4 separate regions of the Mus musculus genome follow, and all the other regions are linked to region 1. A link is a loop called in an ENCODE intact Hi-C map of the cell type or tissue named here. Cell type or tissue: heart. All regions are shown on one strand. Each heading gives the region's core, and the rest is flanking DNA. Links, peaks and the distances in the headings are about the cores only. Region 1 holds the start of Tyro3 (TYRO3 protein tyrosine kinase 3). Region 2 overlaps Mapkbp1 (mitogen-activated protein kinase binding protein 1). Region 3 overlaps Mga (MAX gene associated). Region 4 holds the start of Mga (MAX gene associated).

The links. Hi-C counts contacts between places; a loop is a spot of excess contacts. Peaks named below come from ENCODE experiments on the same cell type or tissue, not always from the same donor. Only the 100,000 strongest peaks of a DNase experiment are listed, where the experiment ranks them.
Region 2: it touches region 1 in a loop (6-fold over the local background); 5 of 42 quality-filtered maps call a loop at or near these places.
Region 3: a loop joins it to region 1, with 2.4 times the contacts of the local background. A loop is called at or near these places in 4 of 42 quality-filtered maps.
Region 4: it touches region 1 in a loop (2.5-fold over the local background); 11 of 42 quality-filtered maps call a loop at or near these places.

What each region holds. Positions count from the first base shown.
Region 1 is chr2:119,794,851-119,800,849 of GRCm38, reverse strand. It overlaps Tyro3 (TYRO3 protein tyrosine kinase 3), which reads right to left and starts at 1,336. Exons shown (of 19, transcript NM_019392.2): 1 at 967-1,336. The coding sequence starts at 1,060. In heart, for the core only: a CTCF peak has its summit at 2,508; DNase peaks (open chromatin) are centred at 899, 1,479 and 2,499; H3K4me3 peaks cover 1,987 bases; H3K27ac peaks cover 1,435 bases; H3K27me3 peaks cover 1,215 bases.
Region 2 is chr2:120,008,512-120,014,510 of GRCm38, reverse strand. Mapkbp1 (mitogen-activated protein kinase binding protein 1) reads right to left here. Exons shown (of 30, transcript NM_011941.3): 3 at 3,706-3,768; 4 at 3,452-3,509; 5 at 2,408-2,578; 6 at 1,781-1,918; 7 at 1,417-1,599; 8 at 732-892. Among named protein-coding and RNA genes, the nearest start is that of Mir7665, 6.0 kb to the left of the region's middle. In heart, for the core only: a CTCF peak has its summit at 2,854 (motif pointing right); a DNase peak (open chromatin) is centred at 2,850.
Region 3 is chr2:119,943,359-119,949,357 of GRCm38, reverse strand. It overlaps Mga (MAX gene associated), which reads right to left. Exons shown (of 24, transcript NM_013720.2): 16 at 2,896-3,186; 17 at 1,065-2,533. Among named protein-coding and RNA genes, the nearest start is that of Mapkbp1, 26 kb to the left of the region's middle. In heart, for the core only: a CTCF peak has its summit at 2,805 (motif pointing left); no DNase peak of the experiment used is centred there.
Region 4 is chr2:119,896,875-119,902,873 of GRCm38, reverse strand. Mga (MAX gene associated) reads right to left here and starts at 5,646. Exons shown (of 24, transcript NM_013720.2): 1 at 5,528-5,646; 2 at 1-268. The coding sequence starts at 201. In heart, for the core only: a CTCF peak has its summit at 2,628 (motif pointing left); a DNase peak (open chromatin) is centred at 4,413; H3K4me3 peaks cover 1,447 bases; H3K27ac peaks cover 989 bases.

The DNA.
Region 1 (5,999 bases), core at 510-5,509:
GACACACACAAACACACGCCCACACACACACACCCTCCTGGCATGTATTAAACAGATGGGCAGGTGAAGAATCTGCATAAAGGAAATCCAGACCTGTTCTTTCTGCTCCTTACTGTGTAACCCTAGGTAAATTCCTGGGCTCTCTGAGCATCTGATACGCACCTCGGAGCCTGCATATACTTTCCACTCTTTAGCTTCCTTTCCTTTCAAGGCTAATGTGGCAAAGAACTCAGTTTTTAAGAAATGCTTGTTGGATGGCTGCTGCCGGGGGAGGGGGGGGGCGCCTGTCTCTCTACCCTTCCCACTCACCCTCACAGGACAAGGAGACATAGCTTCACACCCCTCTGCACCCTGATGTGTGCGTGTGAACTTGAAGGCAAAGGTGCTGCCCTCCTGCCTCGGGGAAATGCCTCTGTGGCTGTGTGGCAACGTAAAGCTAATCTTCACAAGAAGCAGTAACCTTCACCCAACCCAAGCTACTCAACATTCGGGTTTCCGGGAGCGCCAAGGGCCACAGGAACTAGAGTACGGGCAGAGGTATTTTAGAATCCAGCACCTTCACAACCCTGGGTGCTCAAACCCAGATCCTGTAGTTTCAAAGTGGGACCTCGGGGGTGTGCGGAAGGCAGAATGGGTCCTTAGGACTGGGGAAAAGGGAGCAGACTACTAGGAACATAGAGGCGGGAAAATACAGTCCTAAGCACCCCCGACTGCCCACACCCCCCACTCCCTTCCTTTGCACCCAGCCAGCCCCGGGCGCGAGAAAGTTGGGGGCGGGGGCCGCGGCCGGAGGTCTGGCAGCCAACACCCGCTGCGTCCTAGTCTCGGCCTTCCAGCCCCGGCCACCGACCCCAACCTCTGGCCGGCCCAGGCCCGGGTCTCGCCCGCTGCCGTCCCCGGGCTGCGCCCCTCAGTCGTGCGGCTCAGCAGCCCCCCGCTTCCCGCCGCCTCCCGGGCCACCCCTACCTGCGGCCGCAGACCCGGGGAGCAGCAGAGAAGCCAGTCCCGCCAGCAGCAGCGGCCGGAGCCCCGGCCACCCCATGCTCCGCCTCAGCGCCATCGGCGGCGACGCCGCACCATGCCGGGCCCGGCCCGCGAGCGCAGAGAGGAGGGTGGCGGAGGAGGGGCGGGAGGCCCGCGGGAGGGGCGGGGGGCGGCGCTCGGCCCGGGCGTCCCGGACCCGCGGCCGCCTAGAGCCGCGGCCACCGCCGTCAGCAGCGAGGAGTCCCCGGGGCTGCGGCTGGGCCACCGCGCTCCTTCCACAGCCGCCGCCGCCGCCGCCGCTGATTCATGTTCTTCTGCGAGCCGCCGCCTCCTCCCGGCCCGCCCGCCCGCCCTCCGCGGAGCTCGTGCCGCCCTCCCCCTCCCCCGCGCAGCCCCGGTGGCGAGAGCCGAGCGCTAACCTCAGCCCTTACCGCCCGACCTCCCGCCCACCTCCAGAAGGCGCAGCGGGACCCGCGCCCTGGCCACTCCGCTGCCGCTGCGGAGGACCTGCCTCGCTCCCTGGACAGGCACCCGGCCACGCCCCTCCTTCCCCAAATACTTTCCAGTCTCCAGCGGGGCACCCCATCCTCTCCTCAGAACCCCTCTTGGAAGCTCCTGCCACACCCCAACACTGTTCTAAATCCTGACCTCAGACTCCGACACAGCCCTCTCAGAACACAAAGCACCTACTAGACACAGCAACCCTCAGGTGTCCCCAAGACGGCTGGAACAGCTCCCCGAGAAACTACTAGCATCCCTGTACCTCTTTGCTTGAGCTTTTCACCCAGTTTTTTTTTTCTTTTTCGATCTTTGTAGCCTACCTTTAATCGCCAAGTATTCTCCTATCGAAAGACCATTCTCCCCAGCCCATCTTCCCAGAGTGTTTTCCAGTTTGTCGTCCATCTAGAGTTTTCCAAGATCTGTTTCGTAATTCTTAGGTGTCCATCCCCACTGCTAGCCTACGAAGGCCAAAGCAAAATCACCGTGATTTTCGAGGGTATCATTCTTCTTTCTTGCTTCCTCTTTCCACCCCTCCACTTCTGGGACATAGTGTGAACATTGGCATTGTCTTCATACTAGCTAGTGAAACATCTGCTATTATTAGTAGACCACCTTGCGCACAGTAGGCACTCCATAAATAAATAGGCAGATCCTTGTTAAAAGAATGAATAATTGCCTGCTCCACAACCAGTAATCACTGGAGGTGGCCTGCCCACAGACATCCTGTCAGGAAGATGCAGAGCTGGTTCCAAATCGCACCTGCCAAGTCCTCCTCTTGTCCTCACCTCTTCTTGGCCCCTGGAGGACAACCCACAACAGGCGCTTTCCAGGGGTCCTGGATGGGGAGAAAGAACTAGCCAGTGAGACGTCCCATACTCACTGGATCTTTCCAGGGATTCTCCTGAGCAGCAGGAGCCTCCCTCTTCCTCCACTTGGCCCACCAGTGCTTGTTTATTAATTATCTTAATGATAACAGCAGTGCTGGCGGCAGCCGCAGACCCAGCTGGGGGCGCCCCCAGGCGGCAGGATAGGAAGACTCTTGGCAAGTCTGGTCAACAGTTGGATCGGAGGGGCCTGACTTCCTGCTGAGCGCTCTGCCAATTTTCTTGGGAACTCTAGGATGGCTCCAGGACGCTTTCCTGAAGGGGGAAAAAAGAAAAGAAAAGCACACAAGCTTGCTCTTTTCCAGAGCTTTGGAATTTTGAGTGTCAGACAGTCTGGAACGGAAGCCAGAACTGTTCTACGCTGTCTCCAGTAAAGGGGACCCTTCTCTTTATTTCAATTAACCTGGCACAGAGTATTCCCGGAAGATGTTCAATCTAGAGACCAAACACAGCTTCTACTTCCTGTTCTTCACTCCTGAGCTGATATGGAATTCTAGCCCAAGGGTTTATACTTTGTTATCAGTTAAACTGGCTCCTTAGGCAAGTCATGGAGGTGGCTTTCCGCATTCTAACTAAGCCTGAGACACATCACCATCCTGCTAGAAAATATGTCTGCTTTCCCTGAAGGGAAATCCCACCTCACTTTCCCCGAAGGACATCCTGGTTCCATGTTATCTTCCTAATTTCATTTCAGTATCCGCCCTGGCTCTCAGTATTTCTACTTACAGGGCCAAAGTGGCAGGCAGAAACCTGTGGGGTGCTGATCTGCCTTGCCTTTTTATCTGCTATACAGGAGTGGTTCGTTTCTTAGTTCTTAAACCCACTCAGCGCCTCTCTCTCTCTCTCTCTCTCTCTCTCTCTCTCTCTCTCTCTCTCTCTCTCCTCTCTCCTCTCTCCTCTCTCGGCATAGCATAGGAATGTGCTTCTAGGGTATGTGAGCAGGTGTGATTTTTGTGGAAGAGATGTGTAGGTGGGTGAGAGGGTGTGCATTGTGATGTATGAGGGAGGGTGTGCATTTGTGCAAATTCTAAATGTGACTGACGCTCTGTGGGTGGATGGGAAGAAAGTGTGTTCTTGTGTGTATGTCTGTGTGTGTGTGTGACTGGAGGAGGATGGCTGCCTGTGCAAATGCATGCCTGCAAAAGTTCCCTTCCTTCTGTAAATGCATTGCTTGGAGGGAAGGTAATCAGATCAGCAGGAAATGTTAGCTGACCTAACAGAGAAGCAGCTGTCCCTGGAGTTCCTGTCCTCCAGACGGAACCAGAGCCAGCTCTATCTATCTCAGGGGAGGAACATGCTATTGTATGGCTAAAGACATGCTGTGAAAGGAGGGGCTAGTGGCAGACTCATATTGTGGACAGGTCAAAGTTAGACCATAGCATCTCCTTACTCTGTTAAATGGTAAAAATTGGGACTAGAGAAATGGCTCAATGGTTAGGTGCACTGTTGCTCTTGCAGTAGACTCCCTCCTTTGATTTCCAGATCCCACGTGATAGTTCACAACAATCTATAACTCTAGTTTCAGGGGATCTAACATCCACATCTGACCTCGTCAGGCACCAGGCACACACATGACATGACACACATATGTGCAGACAACACCCTTACACACATGACTGCTCACAGAAGCAGGACACCTGATGCCATTTCCAGCATCCCAAGAAACAGCTATTTCAGCTTCTTTAGATTTGAGGCCGCTCTCCCCACAAGGAAGAGGAAGCAAGGTGAGCTATGGGGCACGACACCCTGACCCAAGTACCCGTTCTTCCCCAAACCACTGGCTCATGAGGGTTGGCAGGTCCCACTCAAGGGGTGAGGAAGATCATAGACTATGGTCCTTATCTTCTTATAGGCAAATGTTGTTGCTTTGGGGGCTTCATAGGGAAAATAATGCCTATAGTTGAACTTCAAGTGTGCTAGAAACTGTTGCTATGCCTACCAAATGCTAAGCAGGAGATCATGCCACTCCTTGCCCCACAGAAAATGAAGCAGAAAGGTATATTCCCAAAGGCGACTAGACGTTCCCTAACAACCTTGGGGGAAGCCTCAAATAATCAGACTTCTCCCCAGAACAGATTTAGAAATAAAAAGAGAGAGGGTACATATTTGGGCTTTCTGAAAGGGGTTAGGTCCAAACGTGGAAAAAAAGAGAGATGACTCAGTGTTAAGAACACTTGTGGGCTGGAAAGATGGCTCAGTGGTTAAGAGCACTGACTGCCCTTCTGGAGGTCCTGAGTTCAAATCCCAGCAACCACATAGTGGCTCACAACTGTCTGTAACATCTGTTCCAGGGGATCTGGCACCCTCCCACAGACACACATGCAGCCAATGTACATAGAATAAAAATAAATAATAAAAAATTTTTTTAAAAGGAGTACTTGCAGAGGCCCAGGTTCCCAGCATCCACAGGCAACTCATAGTCTGCTGTGGACCCAACAGCTTCTTCTTGCCTCCTTGGGCACTGTCTTAGTCAGGGTTTCTATTCCTGCACAAACATCATGACCAAGAAGCAAGTTGGGGAAGAAAGGGTTTATTTGGCTTACACTTCCATGCTGCTGTTCATCACCAAGGAAGTCAGGACTGGAACTCAAGCAGGTCTGAAAGCAGGAGCTAATGCAGAGGCCATGGAGGGATGTTCTTTACTGGCTTGCCTCCCCTGGCTTGCTCAGCCTGCTCTCTTATAGAACCAAGACTACCAGCCCAGAGATGGTCCCACCTACAAGGGGCCTTTCCCCCTTGATCACTAATTGAGAAAATGCCTTACAGTTGTATCTCATGGAGGCATTTCCTCAACTGAAGCTCCTTTCTCTGTGATAACTCCAGCTGTGCCAAGTTGACACAAAACTAACCAGTACAGGCACCAAGCATGCATGTGATGCTCATACAAGCAGGAAAACACTCACATATAAAAAGAATATAAATAAATGTTTTGAAAACAAGTTCAACCGGGGAGGAGAACCCTTGAGGGGAAGAATTGTATGTTAGAATGTATATGTGTGTCGTATTTGTCTTCTTTTTAAAAAAATTAATGTGTACTTGTGTAGCATGGCAGGGAGCGGTTCTTGTGGAGGGGCTCATGTGACACAGCCTGTATGTGGACATCAGAAGAATATGTTCACCCGGCGGTGGTGGCCCACGCCTTTAATCCCAGCACTCGGGAGGCTGAAGCAGGTGGATTTCTGAATTTGAAGCCAGCCTGGTCTACAGAGTGAGTTCCAGGACAGCCGGGGCTATACAGAGAAACAAGAAAGAAGAAGAAGAAGAAGAAGAAGAAGAAGAAGAAGAAGAAGAAGAAGAAGAAGAAGAAGAAGAAGAAGAAGAAGAAGAAGAAGAAGGAAGAAGAAGAAGAAGAAGAAGAAGAAGGAAGAAGAAGAAGAAGAAGAAGAAGAAGAAGAAGAAGAAGAAGAAGAAGAAGAAGAAGAAGAAGAAGAAGAAGAAAATGTTGTGGAATCAATTGGTTGTTTTTTTCATCTTACTTGAGTTCTGGGGATCAAACTCAAGTTTTCAGGCTTGCATGCCACGTACCCACTGAGCTAGCTTGCTGGGTCCCTGACTCTCTCTCTCTCTCTCTCTCTTTAGTTTTTGTTCCTGTGTACACATGTGTACACATATGCACGTAAGTCAACCTCA
Region 2 (5,999 bases), core at 317-5,316, 210 kb before region 1:
GATCCAATCCAGGAGCTCACCCAACCACAGCTACTGGGCAGAGTGTTTTCCAGAGAAATGCTAACAAATTCATAGATCACCAATACCAGACAAGGCAATTCTGTGGTTACAATGGAGCACAACAAAATCTACATGGTTCTATGAGTATTTCTGCACAGAGATCAAAACAAGACTATACTACATACCACAAAAATAGGGTTTGTGATATAGCTCAGTGGTAGAGCACTTATCTAACAAGCAAGGCTCTTGGTACTATCTCCAGCACCTCAAAATCTCCTCCTCCTCTTTCTCTTCTTCCTCTTCTTCCTCCTCTTCCTCCCCTCCCCCTCTTCTTCTTCTTCCTCCTCTTCCCCCTCCTCATCTTTTACTGAGGACACTTGCCAAACCATAAAAATGACCACACATCACCCTTTTCCTCCTAGCATGATTGGTGACTTTGTCTTTCTGTGTCTTTACCACAGCATACTTTCTTTCTGGTGCTGACAGCTTATCAAGAGGCCAACCAGAAGGAAGACTCCAATCCCTTGAGTCATTCTTAAAATCACCTAAGATGCACCCAGGTGAGACAGTCCATGGTCCTCTGTGCTATTTAATCTCCCCGATTCTGACAACTACCAAGAAACCCAGGTTTCTGTCTACAAAGGGGATCTTTGGGCATTGCGCACTCTCCATTCTGCTCCATGAAGTAGTGACTAAAGCTTTGAATGGACAGTGGGCCCCATATAGCTCACCTGGCCTCAGTGATGCTGGCAATGTCTGTTCCAAGAGCATGGGGTCTAGGTAGGGTACTGAGGAAGTGCAGGTTGGAAGGATTGAAAAGGCGCACCGTGCCATCAGCACAGCCACAGAAGATGTATTCTTGGGTGACAGAGATGCAGTGGGCCACAGTGGTCTGTGGGCAGAGCAGCTCAGTAAGTAAGGGCCATCTTCCCATTTAGCTTGGCTTAATCCTTCCCAAGCCCTCAGCAACACTCGCTCACAAAGGAGAGCCAGGCCAAAGTCGGGCCAACCCCTCAGGTGTCATCTAGAAATGCCCTCCCTCCAGCAGCATATGGTCAGAGGGCCTGTAGCCCTGCAGACTTGGGAGGTGGGGTAGAAATCAAGGCCATCAGAGGGACCAAGATTGGAAGGTAGAAAAACCCCAACAAGGAGAAAGCAACAGCTTGAGAAGAGAAGGCCTAGAAGCACTTACTGTGAAGCTGTCTGTGTTCTGAGCAGAAGAGGAAAGCAGGGAAGAGAGGCGAGAAAGAGCAAGAGGAGCTGGTTATGCAGATCACTGCGAGCGAGCGCCCTGAGTCTTCTCCTGCAGTCCCCTTCAGCATGCACAAAGGCCCAGCCTGGCTCTACAGCCCCAAGGCCAGTTCTCCCCTGATTTGAGATAAGGCCAGACCCTGTTCTGGAGCCAGAGTTACTTACCCTTAGCTCCACCCATTTGTCCAGAAGCCTGCGATCGCTGAACTCGCACAGCAGCCCCGACGACGTGATACAGAAAGTGCTATCAGCCTTTTCCCCTCGGCCACAGGCCACATCAGTGAACAGGTTGTTCCTCAGCTCCCCCAGCAGCCCCGAGCGGCCCAGCAGGGGCACAGTGGCGTTCACCTGTGGAGACACCACTACAGCCATCTAGCCTTGGAAATGAGGGCCTCAGAGAGAGGGCAAGCATGTGTTCTTTGAGACGCCTCAGCCCAGGCAGGTCAGGTCCATGAAGAACCTGTGACTGTTAAACAAGCCAAAGGCAACAGCTGGAGTGCTGTTCAGGGTTGGTCATCTCAGCCCTCACCTTTGAGGTCTTACTGTCATCCAGGTACCAGAATTTGATGTGCCGGTTGCCTGCAGTGACAAAGTAGCTGCAGTCTTCAGAAAAGGACACTGCGGTTACCCGACTGGATACTTTGTTGGAGGCCACTACAATGTTTTTCTGGAGGGGAAGCCAGAGGAAGAATCAAAGTTCTGCCTGTTGGGGATAAGAAGGTATCCGAGAACAGACAAGCTCTTCCTACTGGGGTAAGAAGGTATCTGAGAATGGACAAGAGCTAGCAATAATTTCTACTTCAAAAACAAAAAAAAACCCCAAAATAAAAACAAATACAAACAAACAAACAAAACAACAACAGAAAGAGAGGAAAAACAAAACTCTTCCTTTCTGGTATTTAATGGTCAGAAAACAAAACAATAACAACAAAAACCCAACCTCTTTTCTAAAGGAATTCAAAGGTTTAATTCCTTAGATGTGTAGGAAAAGCCTCTAGAAACACCCTTGCTCCTCAGGTGCTATTTTGTACTTCAAATACTGTTCAAGGAAGAGCTGGAGACAGTGAAGGAAATGAGGTTGCTTGGGTCAGCAGTTCCCCCTCCACCCCCATGGGAACCCTCATGAGGCCGCTAAGGCTGTCACCAGCCTACTCACCTTCCAGGCCCACACGTTGACAATCATGTCATGCTGGTAGCCCACAGACACAATGTACTTGGCACTTGGGGAGAAAGCCACACAAGCCACACCATACTTATGCTCCTGTAGCTCTGCCACCTGGCTACGTTCAGCCACATCCCAAACCCGCACGGCAGGCATGTGCCCACTCTGCAGGGAGGCAAAACCGCACGTGAGAACTGTGGAAGGTGTTATGTGTAGCCTCCTTAGTCTCTCACCTCCCCAGCTTTAAACACTGTCCCTCCAGTGTTCAACAAGGGAGAGCAAGATAAAGGCATAGAAAAAGGATCTGAGGACACCAGTGTCAGCAGAGGTTAGCCCTTGCCTCTGTCTGGTCAAAGCTCCTTGAATGGTTCTAGCAAGCAGCAGCAGGCATCTACCCTGACTGCCTCCTTGTAAAACCAAGGGCCATGTTCCTCATGTGCCCAGCAGGGGGCATCTGAAGATAGGAATATTTTAGGATAAATGTGTCCTTAACTACCCCACATTGTTAGAAGCTCTGGGGGAAAGGAGGCAAGAGATGACTTCAGCGTGTAAAGCATTTGACATAACCTTCATGACCCCTCCCCCACATAAAGAAATTAATTAATATTTCTTGTTTTGGTTTTACTTTTTTGTTGTTGTTTTGTTTTTTGAGATAGGGTTTCTCTGTGTAGCCCTGGCTGTCCTGGAACTCACGTTGTAGACCAGGCTGGCCTCGAACTCAGAAATCCACCTGGCTCTGCCTCCCAAGTGCTGGGATTAAAGGCGTGCGCCACCACCCGGGCTTGGTTTTACTTTTAAAAGAAGGTTATAGAATCAAACAACTTTGGAGTAGGAGCCTAGCTGTGAGCACTTTGAAAAGCCCTCCCAGGGAGCCTGATCACACTAAAGCTTAAGAACAGCTATCTGGTCAAAGCAGGAACCAGGGTATCAATCCCTGAAGCCAAAGTGACAGCACCCTAGCTGGAACACAGGACGGTGGCTTTGGTTGAAGGCAGGGTGTCCATAAGCTACAATATTGCCACCCTGTTCTTCACTTACCTCTCCAGTGACCAAGTACTTGCCATCAGGGGAGAAGGCAAGGGCAGTAATGGTTTTCCTACAAGAGACGGGGCAGGTTTGGTTGACCCTAGACTGTGCCCCCTTCCCCAACCTCCCTTCCTCCATCCTTCATGCATATTTCCCAAAGGCAAGGCCAACAAACTCAAGAGTGTATATGCGCGTCCCTATCTGGCCACAGGGCCTCAGGCCCCCGGCCACGGTCACCCCCAGCCCCTGAGGCCAGGCCCACACACCTGGAGCTGTTGAGGATGTGGTGCTGTTTGTGCTTCCGGGGATTGAAGAGGACGACCACACACCTGAGGAGATGAGTGAGATGTCACACTGAACCATAGCTTCCTCAGGAGCCCACTGAGACTTCTGGTCACCCAGCAGAGGGAACAGGTCGGAGTCTCCACCCAAAAGGGTCTATTATCAGATTCCCATAATAGAAAGGCTCTCCACCAGAAGCCTAGTCACCAGGACCCTGACTGTCAGTCCCATCTCTGATCATACTCCTAAAGGACAGCAGAGACAGGGCCTTCCCCCAGCCTTTGAACATATCCCAAGGAATGAATGGAAGATGGAAGAGTTAATGTGATTTGATCAGCTCAGGCCTCAGCTTGCAACTGGTTCTCAGGCTTGGAGCCACATGTCTTAATCACTGTTAGAGATGGTATGCTTCTACCTACTGAGTAAGAAAGAACACACGGGCTATGCTAGGGGCTAGAACTGCAAGGAGGCCTAAGCTGGAGGTGGAGGGAGCAGAGATAGCTTGGGAGGACCTTGGGAATGACTTGGGAAGGCTACAAAGCTTCCAACTGAGCCAAAGGACGCCTAGCTTCAGGGCCTAAGCAGGGCTTTCTGGCCACTAGAGCAAGACAAGTAAAGGTTTGTCCTAGTTCACAAAAAAGGGCTGAGCAACTTTTCCTCGAAGGCAACAGGCGTCCAGTTGGGATCGAATCCAGATAGACTGTCCTGAGCAGCTTTGGCGAGGGAAGCTGAATGGCCAGAATCAGCAGCAGTAAGCTACAGGTCAAGGGCCAGACAGTGCTCGAGGCAGGCTCTGTGGTGATGAGCAGGCACCAGGCCTGTTGTCTGGCTGCCTAACCTCTTACCGGTGGAACAGCAGACAAGAGCAAGCCTGGAGGCTGCCATACCATAGAGTGGAAGAAGAAAGAGCACCGACTGCAGTGGAAACTAGGTAGAGGTGCATATTGATAATCCGTACTTAGCATCTCAGGCTCAGTAAATGAATCCAATATACAGAGCCCACATATTCCCTGGGGACACTAGACTTTTGATGGGACCAAACACATCCAGAACTTCCAGCTGACCAACAGACAGTCTTAGGTCTCATCACCACTAACTGCCCTGCCCGACCAGCCGTTCCTCAGTGGTTTTCTTCCTTTTATCCCCAATCCCACTCTTTCCTGATCCCTTTGCCCCATTCCTTATTCCTTTCTCTTTTCACTTCTTTTTTTTTTTTTTTTTTTTGGTTTTTCGAGACAGGATTTCTCTATGTAGCTGTGTCTGTCCTGGAACTCACTTTGTAGACCAGGCTGGCCTCCAACTCAGAAATCCGCCTGCCTCTGCCTCCCAAGTGCTGGGATTAAAGGCGTGTGCCACAACTGCCCGGCTTTCTTTTCACTTCTTACCTCAAGTTCTGATCTCCTGAATTTCCCTTTAAAATGCCATGGTCAGGAGGGTCTTAGATATGACAAAAGCCATGTTTAGGGGTATACCTGTCATATCAGCATTTGGTAGGCTGAAGAACGAAGTCTTGATTCTTCAAATATGCAATGTACAATATATTGAGTTCAAAGCAAGACTGAGCTACAAAGTAAAACCTTGCCCCAAACATGAACCATGACTAAAGCAAGGGCTCTGGAAACCTTGTATCCTGTCACGTCTGAACAGTCTGTGAAAGCACACATGAAAGTGCACATCACTTACAATTCAAAGGCTGCTTATAATGTGCAGAATAATATCCTCTAGGCCTGCCATCATCTATTTAGAACCCACAGAGTTTTCTGTGGCTGCTGTTTTCTGAACCTTCTCCCAATCTCTGTTGACCTGTGACGAGCCCTCTACAGGCTGAGCTCTAGTAAAGGCGGCTGGCTGGTCTGACCTTAGAGGCTACTAGCTTCCTGACTAGAAACGGATGAACAAGGGCAAAGGGCTTCCACTCTCTGCGACAGACTTCCTCTAAATGCATTGGTGACACAATGACACCAGCTATGATCTAAATGCAGAACAACTTCATGTTGTGGTCCCTGCCTGTGAGTGTTCCCTGAAGTCTGTCACCCTAAAGCAGCACAGTGGCCTTTAACTTGTTCTGGTGGCACACACATATAATCACAGCACTTGGGAGGTGGAGGCAGGAGGGTCAGGAGTTCAGTCATTTTCAGCTGCATAGTGGATGTGAGGTCAGCCTGGGCTGTATATAATCCTGTTATAAACAAAACAAGAAAACCTTTCAAGTCTTCATGGAATACAATTTCTTATGTTTCCTCCATCTCCTAAGTTCAAGTTCACACAACACTGTGTG
Region 3 (5,999 bases), core at 646-5,645, 150 kb before region 1:
AGTCTCAAATTCAAAAGATCTGACAGGATTAAAGGTGTGCACCACCATGCTCAGCTATTTTAAACTACTACCTTTTTGTTGTAATTGATAAAGCAGTTAGTTATTAACAAGGAAACAGCAGCTGATATAAGAGCTAAATATATCTCAAGAAAGAGAGATTCTAGAATATAATTGGTACAAAGGCTTCTATCATTTGTTCCTGAAGAGAGTCGCTCCCTGAAGCAGCTGTCTATGAGCTGTTTTATATAGGACCCTATGCTCAGGAACCCAGAGCCCACCACCTATTTTGTAATTTTACTGAAATACAGCCCCATTCTTTCACTCACATGTTTGTGGTTGCTTCCACACTACCACAGCAATGGAATCATTTAGCCTGCAATGTGTAAAATGTTTACTATCTGGCCCCTTTATAGAAAAAATAATGTAATCTAACTCTTGCCCTATATCATGCCTGGCCCTCACTTACTTAAATTCAGTTAATAGTCCTGTAAATAGGAAGCCAATCAAGAAAAATCTCAACAAAAAACATAAAACTATAAAGGTTAGATTGTAAAAAACAATGATTGAAGTATAGAAAAAATATAGAATTTTTAGTTCCAACACAATACTGAAAGATACAAAGCAACTTTCAGGTAAAATTAAACAAAAATATTAGGTGGAATTTTGCAGTTTTTCCCAAGAGGAAAAATTTCCCTCTAAATGCAGACAAACTCTTTCTCCTCTACTTTTTAAAAGCATATTTTCAGTGTTTAAGTGTATCAGGTTAAGTGTCAATCACATCACAGACAATGTGACAGAAACCACTATGATCAAATGATTGTAGGTATCCTTAAAAATTCAACTTAGTAGGCACTTTACAGCATCTATATTCCAAAGGATGAAGCAACCTTTACAAGAGTAATGAGTAAGACACAAAGTGTTTCCTTAAACATTAGTCATTTAATAATGATCTAAACCTAGGCACCCAAGTAAATACATTAGGTTTTAGTGATTCTCTAGAAAAGCTAGCTCTAATCATTTAAATCCACAAGGTTTCAGTCAACAACAAAAAACGGGCTCACCACCTTTTCTACATCAACCTCCTCACTCTGGTAGCCAGAGACAACATCCACAATCTCATCAAGAGAATCATCAGTTTTCTCATCTTCCTCATCCTCATCTTCCAGATCCAAAACTGTGAAGTCAGCAGCACTGCTTCTCCCATCCTTTGTCTGTTGCTTTGGTTTCATCTGTTCTCTTGGGAGCAGTAAATGACCCTGAAAATGTCTGCTCCCTCTTCTTCCTTTTGTAGCTCTCCTAGGGATAATAGAGAAGGCCGCAGAACTAGAAATGCCACTCCAAGAACCATCCTCAGTTTTTAGAACTCCACCACTCTCAATAGTTCCACTTTTTCCAAGTAATTCAGAGATATCCTGTTCAGAATTTTCTTGACATGGCTTCATTTCTGTAAAGAACTGAACGTTTGCCTCTTTGTTAAAGTTCTGTGAAATTCCAATGTACTTCTGAGTTAAGGGGCCCTTTAGGTGTTTTCTCCATCTCTCTCTAAGACTGTCCTTCCCCAGAGAATCTTCACAATCCTTCTTGGCCTCTGCCTGTGAGTTAGATTGCTGTTCCTTAACTTGGTTCCCCGATAATTCAAATTTACTGTCCTTAGAAAGGACTAGAAAGTCATCTGGGTTCTCTGGATTGTCTGATCCCTCCTGCGGTTCAACCTTCACCTTAACACACTTTTGAGGCCGTATACTTCTGATGCTTTGGAGTGCCATAATATCAATGTTTTTAGAGCCAGCTCTAACTTCTGGAACAGTTTGTTTTTCTTTTGGACTGTTCTGATTCTTGTTCCCAGAGTCCTCATCACCATCTTTGTCTTCATCTGTATGAGACCCAGTGCTATAAGAGTATTCATAAGGTCTGGCATCTTCCCTAAGGGTTTCTTCATCCAAAAGATCACCCCCATCATCCAATGAATTATTCGAGGTATTTTCTGAGGCAATAATTCCTGAGTTTTGCTTCATTATATTAGCCTCAGAGTCTAGAGCTTTATCTTTTGATGGTAGAGCTTTCTTAGTTTCCTCCTCTCTTTTGATAGAGTTTGTTTCATCTTTCTGGTCTGTACTCTGAGATTCCTTTTTTATTTGAAGGGAAGCAACATGCTGAAGAACAGAGCTAGGGATAGGCTTTTGTCCTGGGAGCTGCAACAAGGCAAAACTACCTGACTGCAGAGGAATGAGGCTAGCAGTGCCTACAGGCTGTCCTCCAGTGCTGGGTGTTATTTTGCTTTCAGAGCCTGTTTTACTTGCAAGGTTTTGAGTTTCAGGAGGAGAGATCCTCAGAGTCAGTGTACCAGCCTGAGAGACAAAACTAGATCCAGAGGAAAGCAGTGAAGGTGCCTGAGAAATGACATTTACTGTTGGAGAAGACCCAACAGCCTGAATCACAGGACTCATGACAGAGAAGGCAGAGGATGAAGCAGAAGATGATGGAGTCTCTGAAGATTTGCAAGGAGCTGGTAGTCGGATTCCCACCATAGATCCTGGAAAGAAAAAGGAAGAGCTTAAATCACTACTGTTCATACCATCAAGTCTTTTCAAGGTATGTCTCCCACTTTAGGAGACTGAAAAAAAAATTCTGGCATATCAAACAAATCACATAGTCAAGTGATTTAACAACAAAACTCATCAGAGGGGCTGGAGAGATGGCTCAGCGGTTAAGAGCACTAACTGCTCTTCCAGAGGTCCTGAGTTCAAATCCCACAACCACATGGTAGCTCACAACCATCCATAACGAAATCTGGCGCCCTCTTCTGGAGTGTCTAAAGACAGCTACAGTGTAGTTACAAGATATGTAAATCTTTAAAAAAAAAAAAACTCATCAGAAAGATCTCTAACTTTATACCTGGGTTCCGAAATACCACAGGCTGTAAGCTGGGCTGGGCATTAGAGCCTCGAATCTGATGTAAAGGTAGGAGTTGGACAATCTGCCCATTGGGGTGCCTGAATAGGTTCATTCCACTTGGACCCCTAACAGGTTGCAAGACCATCCGCTGTCCCTGAAGCTGTGGGTTTTGGATTGGTCTAAGCGTAGGAGAACCCTGCTGCACTGGAATCAACAACAATCGAGGTCCAGTACGTTTCACGTTGTTAGAAGAGATCTGTGGAGTAGTCACTGGAATTTGAGGGGCATTTTCTGGAAAACAGAAAAATGAGAAGCTACTATGAGAATTTATCTTTAAAAGTACATGGGTAAAAATAATATGACATAAGACCTAATAATGCTGCAAGTAACGTCTTACTTGAATTTATAAAGTTAATGAAACACTTTCCCTTTATAGTATATACTATTCATAGCTAAGAATAATCTATAATTTGCTTTATTTTTTGAGACAAGATCTCTTTATAGAGCCCTGACTATCCTAGAACTCGCTATGGAAAAGAGGTTGGCTTCAAACTAAAAAGAAAATGCCTTGGCTCATTATTGTTGTCATCACATTTGCCAATGGTGATCCACACTTTTAATCCCAGAATATGGGAGGCAAGATGGGCAAATCTATGAGTTTAGAGGCTAGTCTGGTCTACAATGCAACTTTTAGCATAGCCAGGCCTATACAGAGAAACCCTGTCTCAACAAACAAACAAATCACAATACATTTATTTTTGTGTGTATCTTATGCGTATATGAATCAAAGGACAACTTGTAGGAGACCTTTCTCTTCTTCTTCCATGTGGGTCCTGGGTATAGAACTCAAGTCATGAGGCTTAGAGATACATACCTTCACCTACTGCGGTATCTTGCCTGCCAAAGAATAATGTATTTTAAACCTGAGTAATTGCCCAGACATTGTAGAACTTTAGATTCAGAATGGTTTAAAAGGAAAACCATTAATTTTTCAAGACGTACATTTCAAAACATGGTTCTATCTAATGAAAAGCAGAGGCAGAACTCTAGAGCTGAGTTTACATTCAAGTTCAAGAGATTACGATCAACTCTCTCCTTTACAATAAGTCCTATGATTCTGTTTCACATCTTTACTTCACAAAGATAGTATTAGGAATAAATATCATGAGGTGTATGCTAGTGCTCTTTAGTTTTTAAATAACAAATAAATAAAGAGTTTAACTTGAGGCTGCAAAGATATTTCAGTCGTTAAGAGCACTGGCTTTACAGGACCCGGGTTCAATTCCCAAGACCTTACAACTGTCTATAACTCTAGTTCCAGGAAGTATGATGCTTTGTTCTGGCTTCTGTAGGCAATGCACACATGTGGCACACAGACAGACATGCAAACAAAATACCCATACACATAAAATTAAAACAAACCTTTTTAAAAAATTACAAAGAAAAGTTTACGCATTTGTGGAAATAATCTCAAAGCAAACAAAAAACTCTTAGTTCAATGATATGAAACCAAGAAATACCAAAGAAGTAGAGAAATAAAGCCTAGTTAGAAAGAAACAAAAAAGGTTTTAAAAAAAAGGTAAAAAATTAATTCAGAAAATGTGAATTAAAAGACACTTCAAGCTGGGTGGTGGTTGAGCCAGAGACAGGATGATGTAAGTTTGAGGCCAGCCTGGTCTACAGAGCAAGTTCCAGGGCAGCCAGGGCTACACAGAAAAAAACCCTGTCTTGAAAAACAACAACAACAACAACAACAACGACTTTTCAAACCATTAATAGTAATAAATGAGGTTTATTGTTTAGAGAGCTATTTGGAAATACAAGATGAGAAGAGAATATTCTAGTGTTAGTTTTGGAGTAAAGAAATTGGTATAATACTCATAGTAAGTACAAACAAAACTGATCTAATTAGTATACTTATCTGATATCAGCAATAAAATGTTTGCCAATTTATTACCTGTGAAAATAATACTACACAATTTGAATAAAAATATGCATCTGGGGGCTGGAGAGATGGTTCAGAAATTGCTGCTTTTGTAGAAGACAGGAGTTCCTGGAAGCCATGTTGGGAAGTAGAAAAAAATTGCCTGCAATTCCAAATCCAGGGACTCTAACGCCCCTCCTACCCTCCAAAGACACAAACATAAAGGGAGACAGACACACACACACTTTTTTAAAAAAACATGCAAATGGTGGCTGAAGAAACTGTTCATGTTTAGAGCACTGGCTCATCTTCTAGAGGTAGTTGTATTTAAATATAAAAATGAGGAGCTGGAGAGACTGCTCAGCACTTCGCTTTTGCAGAAGACCTAGGTTCAGAGGCTCCCACACCCTCTTTTGAATTCTGAGGGTACTGCAAGTATGCAGTCCACTGACATACACAGATACATCAAATATATACATAAAATAAAGCAGGTATGATGGTACACACCTTTAATCCTAGCACTCAGGAGGCGGAGGCAAACAAATCTCTGTGAGCTTGAGGCCAGCCTGGTCTAAAGTGCAAGTCCAGGACAGCCAGAACTCTGTTACATAGAGAAACCCTGTCTCAAACAAAACAAAACAAAACAACAAAATAAAATTTATCAAAATAAATAATTATATTACCCTAAATTCTTGTAACCTAATCCAACTTAAACTGGGGGCTAGTGAGATGGCTCAGTGGTGGAGAACACTGGCTTCTCTTCCAGAAGACCCGGGTTCAGTTCTCAGTCCCTACCTACAAGGTAGTTCATAACCAGTTGTTTGTAACTTTAATTCTCAAGGATCTAATAACTTTTTTAAAAAAGATTTATTTATTTATCCTATGTAAGTACACTGTTGCTGTCTTCAGACACACCAGAAGAGGGTGTCAGATCTCATTACGGATGGTTTTGAGCCACCATGTGGTTGCTGGGATTTGAACTCAGGACCTTTGGAAGAGCAGTCAGTGCTCTTACCTGCTGAGCCATCTCACCAGCCCTGATCTAATAACTTCTTATGGCCCCTGTTGGTACTACAAGCACATGGTGTACATACATGCAGGAAACACATATAAAACAAAAATAAAAAAATTTTTTGAGACAGGGTTTCTAAGCGTATGTAGCACTGGCATACTGAATTCA
Region 4 (5,999 bases), core at 371-5,370, 100 kb before region 1:
CGGAAGGCAAATTTTCTCTTTAGATTTTCCTGGTGATGACTCCCTACTCAACAAAGCACGGGCATCTCGATTAGTAACTAAAATTCCTTGATCAGTTTTGCCATTTCCTGGCTGCTTTAGGATGACAAAGAAGGTAGGTGCTCCTCCTGTCACTGTCCCTCCATCTTGATTGGCCAATATGATTTGCTGTTTCTCTTCCATGATTCCAGTGAGAAATTCAGTAGTAAGAAAACTGTAGTCAATTCATAGTTACAAATGCTTTTTCATCCTAAAAAACAAACAAACGAACAAAAAACAGAACTTTAGTCAACTCAGAATTTTTCTAACAAAAATACAACTGTAACTCATCTGGTAGAGATTTGCCTAGCACACATAAAGCCCTGGGTATTTCCAGCCCTGCGTATACCAGGAGTAGTGGCACAGACCTGTACTCTACACACTTGGGAGATGGAGAAAGAGCACAAGTTCAAAGCCAGTCAGTGGTACAGGCACAGATAAACTTGCCCATGTTCCAGTAAATAATCACCTACCCATGCTTATGCAAGCAACCCTACTTAAACTTAGTAGAGGTCAGAGAGATGGGTCAGCAGATCAGGCAAGCCAGTTGATCCAAGTTCAATCCCTGAACCTTACAAAAAAGTGAATAAAGAGAATTGATTTTTAAACCCTTTCCTTTGACCTCAATGTTCATTAGGTGACATGCAGACACATACATGCACATACTAAACATTTATCTAAAACCTTTAAACTCACTGACTCACAGACAGACGAAAAAAGGTTTCAATTGGAGAGGGAGAGAAGAAATGAGGGTGAGAAGTAGGGATGACAATTACTAAAATTCATGCAATCCGATGCAAGATACAAGTATGAAATTGCCAAAAAATAAGTACGTTTAAGGGAATTCAAGATCACCCTGGGATACATGAGAACCTGTCACAAAATGTTATCCAAAAACATTCCTAATTCTTTAAGACATAGCTTATAGCCTTCTTTCTTTCAATCACTGTAATGGTATTTGTTCTGGAATCCCTAATCATCCTTTTAAAAAAAATTAGGGAATAGGAGGAAGAGATGGTTTCTTAAGACTCATTATGTAGATCAAGCTAGCCTCAAACTCAAAACAATCTTCCTGTGTCTGACTGTTAAGTTCTGAGATTATAGGCATGGATCACTCCACCCAATTACCCTAATCATTTCTATCATCTTTAAACTAATTTTAATCTAATCTAACTAGCTAAGTTATTCATATTCTATCTAAAAAACAAAAAAAAAACAAAAAAATAGTAATAATCCTACAATCTTATACAAACTAAAATTATGTATTTATTTTAGGAAACTATTTCAGTGTGGTTCTCAAGACATAATCCTATAGATTAGAAGGCTAAGGCAAGATTACTTAAAGGTCAAGACCAGTTTAGGCTACACAGTCAGAGAGGTTTTTGGGTACTAGGGACAAAAGTTCCAGTGCTCATATTTAAGAGCTTTATCCACTGAGTCTTCTCTCCAGGTTCTGGTGCACTTAAACTACAAACTTTATGTTAGGTGAAGTATAGCTCAAAAAATTACAAATAGCAGGGTACGGTGGCACATGCTTTTAATCTCAGAACTTGGGAAGCAAAGGCAGGAGGATCTCTGTGAGTTCGAAGCTATCCTGATCTGCAGAGAATTAGTTCCAAGACAGCCAGGACTAAATAGACCGTCTCCAAAAAAAAAAAAAAATTTATAAATAGCCAGGCTTGAAGGCTCACACCCATTAAACTATCAGAAAGTTGCTGAGGCAAGAGAATTGCCATGAATTGAGATTAAAGGGGTGATGAAGTGTTACAGCTTTGAAGGGAGAAGTATTATGGCAGTAGGAAGCCAAGGAATACCACAAAGTCACACCACACAACGAACCTCACCTAAGGGAATTATTGGGAAAACCTTGGCTTGGGTAAGACACTGCAAAAAACTGAGCAGGAAGCAGGCTTTATATAAGATTTCTTGGGGGAGCTTTCCAGGGTGGCCCCATCTTGGGATTTTCACTTTGTAGAGCATAAAGGAACTGGGTCCAGCCATAGCCTTGTTCTGTGAGAAGAGTCTGGCAGCTGGAAGCCCTCAGGGGTGGGGCCTGGCCACTCTTGTGTTGAGGAGCTTACCTGGAGGGGATCTACTTTTTAATACTAGAGCCCTAACATCCATGACCATAGATAAACGAGGAGTTTAACTTGATATCTGTTTCTTTTGAGACAATGTCTCACTATTAGCTAGGCTGACATGGAATGCATTGTATGCCTATAAACCCAAACACCAAGGCAGGAAAATTAAAAGTTCACAACTACATAAAAAATTCAAAGCCAGTCTGAGCTATATGACACTCTGCCTGCCCCATCCCTTCCCCCAAAGGGGAAAAAAATACAAATTGCTTTATTTCAACTTTGTACATAGACATCTAATAAAAATATAAAAATATGTATGAAAAACAGGAAAAGTCAGAACTTGTAGACTTGCATAAAGTCTTTTCAAAAACTAAACCAAAAGGGTTGGAGATGTGGCTCAGTGGTTAAGAACACTAACTTAAGGTCCTGATTTCAAATCCCAGCAACCACATGGTGGCTCACAACCATCCCTAATGAGATCTGTCGCCCTCTTCTGGAGTGTCTAAAGACAGCTACAGTGTACTCACATATAATAAATAAATCTAAAAACAAACAAACAAAAAAAACAACTAAATCAAAAAACTTAAACCAACCAATTTATTGCACCAGTTAACCAAAATACATAAAATCAAAGACCAATTTATGACCCCAAGCTATCATAAACTTGAGGCACGTGGCAATAATTAAAAGAAGAATCCTGGGGGGAGGGTATAGGGGAATTTCGGGATAGCATTTGAAATGTAAATGAAGAAAATATATAATAAAAAATTTAGAAAAAAGAGGAAAAAGAAAAAGGCACGCGCGCGTGCGCGTGCACACGTGCACACACACACACACACACAGAAGAATCCCCCAGACCCTACTGCCCATAGTGCTGATAACCTAACCAGATAGTGATTCTCACAAGTGGGTTTACCACTGAACCATTCTCACAAGTGGGTTTACCACTGAACTGTATATCCCCATCCCATGCTTGATTTTTCTCATCTACAGCTTGAAATATGTTGTTTCACACATACAAAGACTACTCTTAAACTCTAAGATAACCTTAATGTCCACTGCTAAAATCAAATGTACTTTAGAAGTGCTAGGCTACTCCAAGAAAGAAAAAAGAAATCCATTCTGGCAATATTCTAAAGTACTCTGTATTTTGCTCTCTTAACGTTTTAATAAAGAACACAGGCTGGTGGTGCAAACCTTTAATCCCAGCACTGGGGAGGCTGAGGCAGGAGAATCTCATAGGCCAGGCTAGTTTTTGGTTCAGCCTTTCCTCATCAAGCATTTACCTAGATTAAAGTACGGGTTGGAAAGGGCCTTAAACTAAGTTGTAAAGAGAGAAATTCCTGGGCTAGAGAGATAGTTCAATGGTTGTTAAGAGTACTGATTGCTCTTCCAGAGGTCCTGAGTTTAATTCGCAGCAACCGCATGGTGGCTCACAACCATCTGTAATGGGATCTGATGCTTTCTTCAGATCTGATGTGTCTGAAGACAGTGACAATGTACTCGTATAAATTAATCTAAAAAAAAGAGAAATTCTCAGTCCCCCCACTACACATATTCACACTCTCTAACAGACGTCATTTAAAACAATGTAGCAAGATGCATTAATTGTAACTTTGGGAAATTTTTATTATAATGGTCACCCTGATACAACCCATAAAACACACTATGTAGCAACCCAATTAAATGATTTACATACTCAACTACACCAAGTCAAAATTCGAAATCAATATATTACTTTTAAAACACAAATTTCAAATGATGGTCAACACATTCTAAATGTTGCCCATGCTAACCATGTCCTTTTAAACGATAAATGTACTACTATACAGGAGGCTCACTATGGTGTTTGTCTTTTGATTAAATTAAATCGCATTTTGAAACTCAAATTTTTTACATATCTCCATTTGTAGGTATTAATCTGAAACAATTCAAGTTAACAAGCTTTTAGTTGCCTATGGGTTACTAAGTAGAACCTGAAAAACTAACCTTTACTGCAGAAATGGACAGCAAATTTGAAATAAATATGCCAATGCACCCAGGGAATGAAATTTCAGGTCTTTCACTTGTGTTGCAGTTAAGTGGACACAACTTACTACCTATGTATAAAAAAATAAAACAGCCTCCAGTTACTCGCTTTTCAGCTAGCCACAAACATGAAAAAAATGTCGCAAAGAAAACTCTTCCAGGGTAGAGTCCCAAGGATCACGTGCAGCCAGGCGGAACCCTGTGTTCCTAAGGCTGTTCAGCCGCTTTCGGTTACCTTGGAGACTACACAACTAGTCACCCCGCCAGCCCATTTCCCAGCAGTCCTCTCGCTACTCTCCTGCACCTTAACTGCAGCAGCGTCGTGCGCAAAAAGCCAGCAAGACAGGCAGAGTTGACCAAGCACTTGGACACGCAAGCTTGGCAAGCTCAACAACACCCACAGACTGAGCATAAGTGAGCCCTAACTTCTCAAGATCCACGTGTCGGCTTCGGCGACGCGAACAAGAGTGGGTCTCCCTCAGACGGAGATTTTTCCCGTTCTACTAATCAAGCCACTCTTCAGGCACTCTTCACCCATGCCTGCTACCATCCTTTTGCCAGAGAAAAAGAGACATTCTTGGGGAACGAAAGAGAAGGCTAATGCCCTTGCGCACCTTACACTCGACTCAAAGACGTACTTGAAAATTCAACAGAAACGGGAAGTCCTATGGACAGAAAACCAGTCAGGTTACCCCAGAAAGAGAAAAAGGAACCACCACCTGTTCCCTACCTGTTTTCTCCGCCTTCGAATTAGCACTTACAAATCACAGCTCCTTTGTTTACAAAGTTCTCACTCTCATTCAACTCACTCATCGCCCCCTCATTAAATTCGGGGCCTTGCCTCAATTTGACCCGAAATTACACGCTAGGAAATGTTTGAATAGGTGTCAAAACACTGCATCCAGTTCCTTGGAGAAACAGACATTGGTTGTTTCCCTCGGAGAGTTGAAACTCAGAGAGCTGAACTCTTAAAACCTGTGCTTATTCCATCGATAACCAGGCTAGAAATCGTCACGCGGAACGTGCCATGCTGTTCAACACCCCACGCACGCGAGGGCAGGGCCGTGCCGTAGGCACTTCTCACCCCGCCCGCCTCGTGGTCTCGGTCTCCGGCGTCGATGTTCCTAGTTAGTTCTCCGAGCGACACGGAAGTGAGGTCGGGGAGGCGTGCGAGATGACATGCGCAACTCGCTCAAGGGACCAAAGGCTGCACAGCGTAAGGCCCAGCCAGGCCCAGGCGTGCGAAGCTCTCTCTGCGGAACGCTGGGCAAGCCGTTCAAATACACAAGTGGTTTAAACTCAAAAAAACTCCAATCGGGCCACTATTGAAGCGACGCCCTCCACCCAGGCCCGAGAGTTACCGTGCGGGGCGTGGCCGGCCTCACCCCGAGTCCTTCACATCCCTCTAGGGGAGGGTTATTCTGAAGGGTTCGCACACCGTGTGTCCGCTTCAGCTGAAGAGCCTGCGCACGCACCGGATGTCCACGTCACTGCGCACGCGCTCCTACCAGCTTGGAGCCGACCGCGCAGGCGCATAGGGAGGCGCGAGCAGCACCTCTTTGCCCCTCCCCCAACATCAGGAGGCCAAACAGCCCGGAGCAGCGTCAGGACCCTTGGGTTCCGCCCACGGAGCCGAAGCCGTAGCCTTTTCGCATTTTAGTAATCCAGAAAGAACTTATGAAGCTTCCAGAATCAGGAAAGGAGAGACAGGAGAGAGGTACACAATACGCTCAATCCTGTATTCGAAGCCTTCGTGAAAATTCTGAAACCACTGCCCTCCAGGCCTTTCCCAACAAGACTCTTCAGCCTTTCCCAGAGACTTCTCACCGGCCC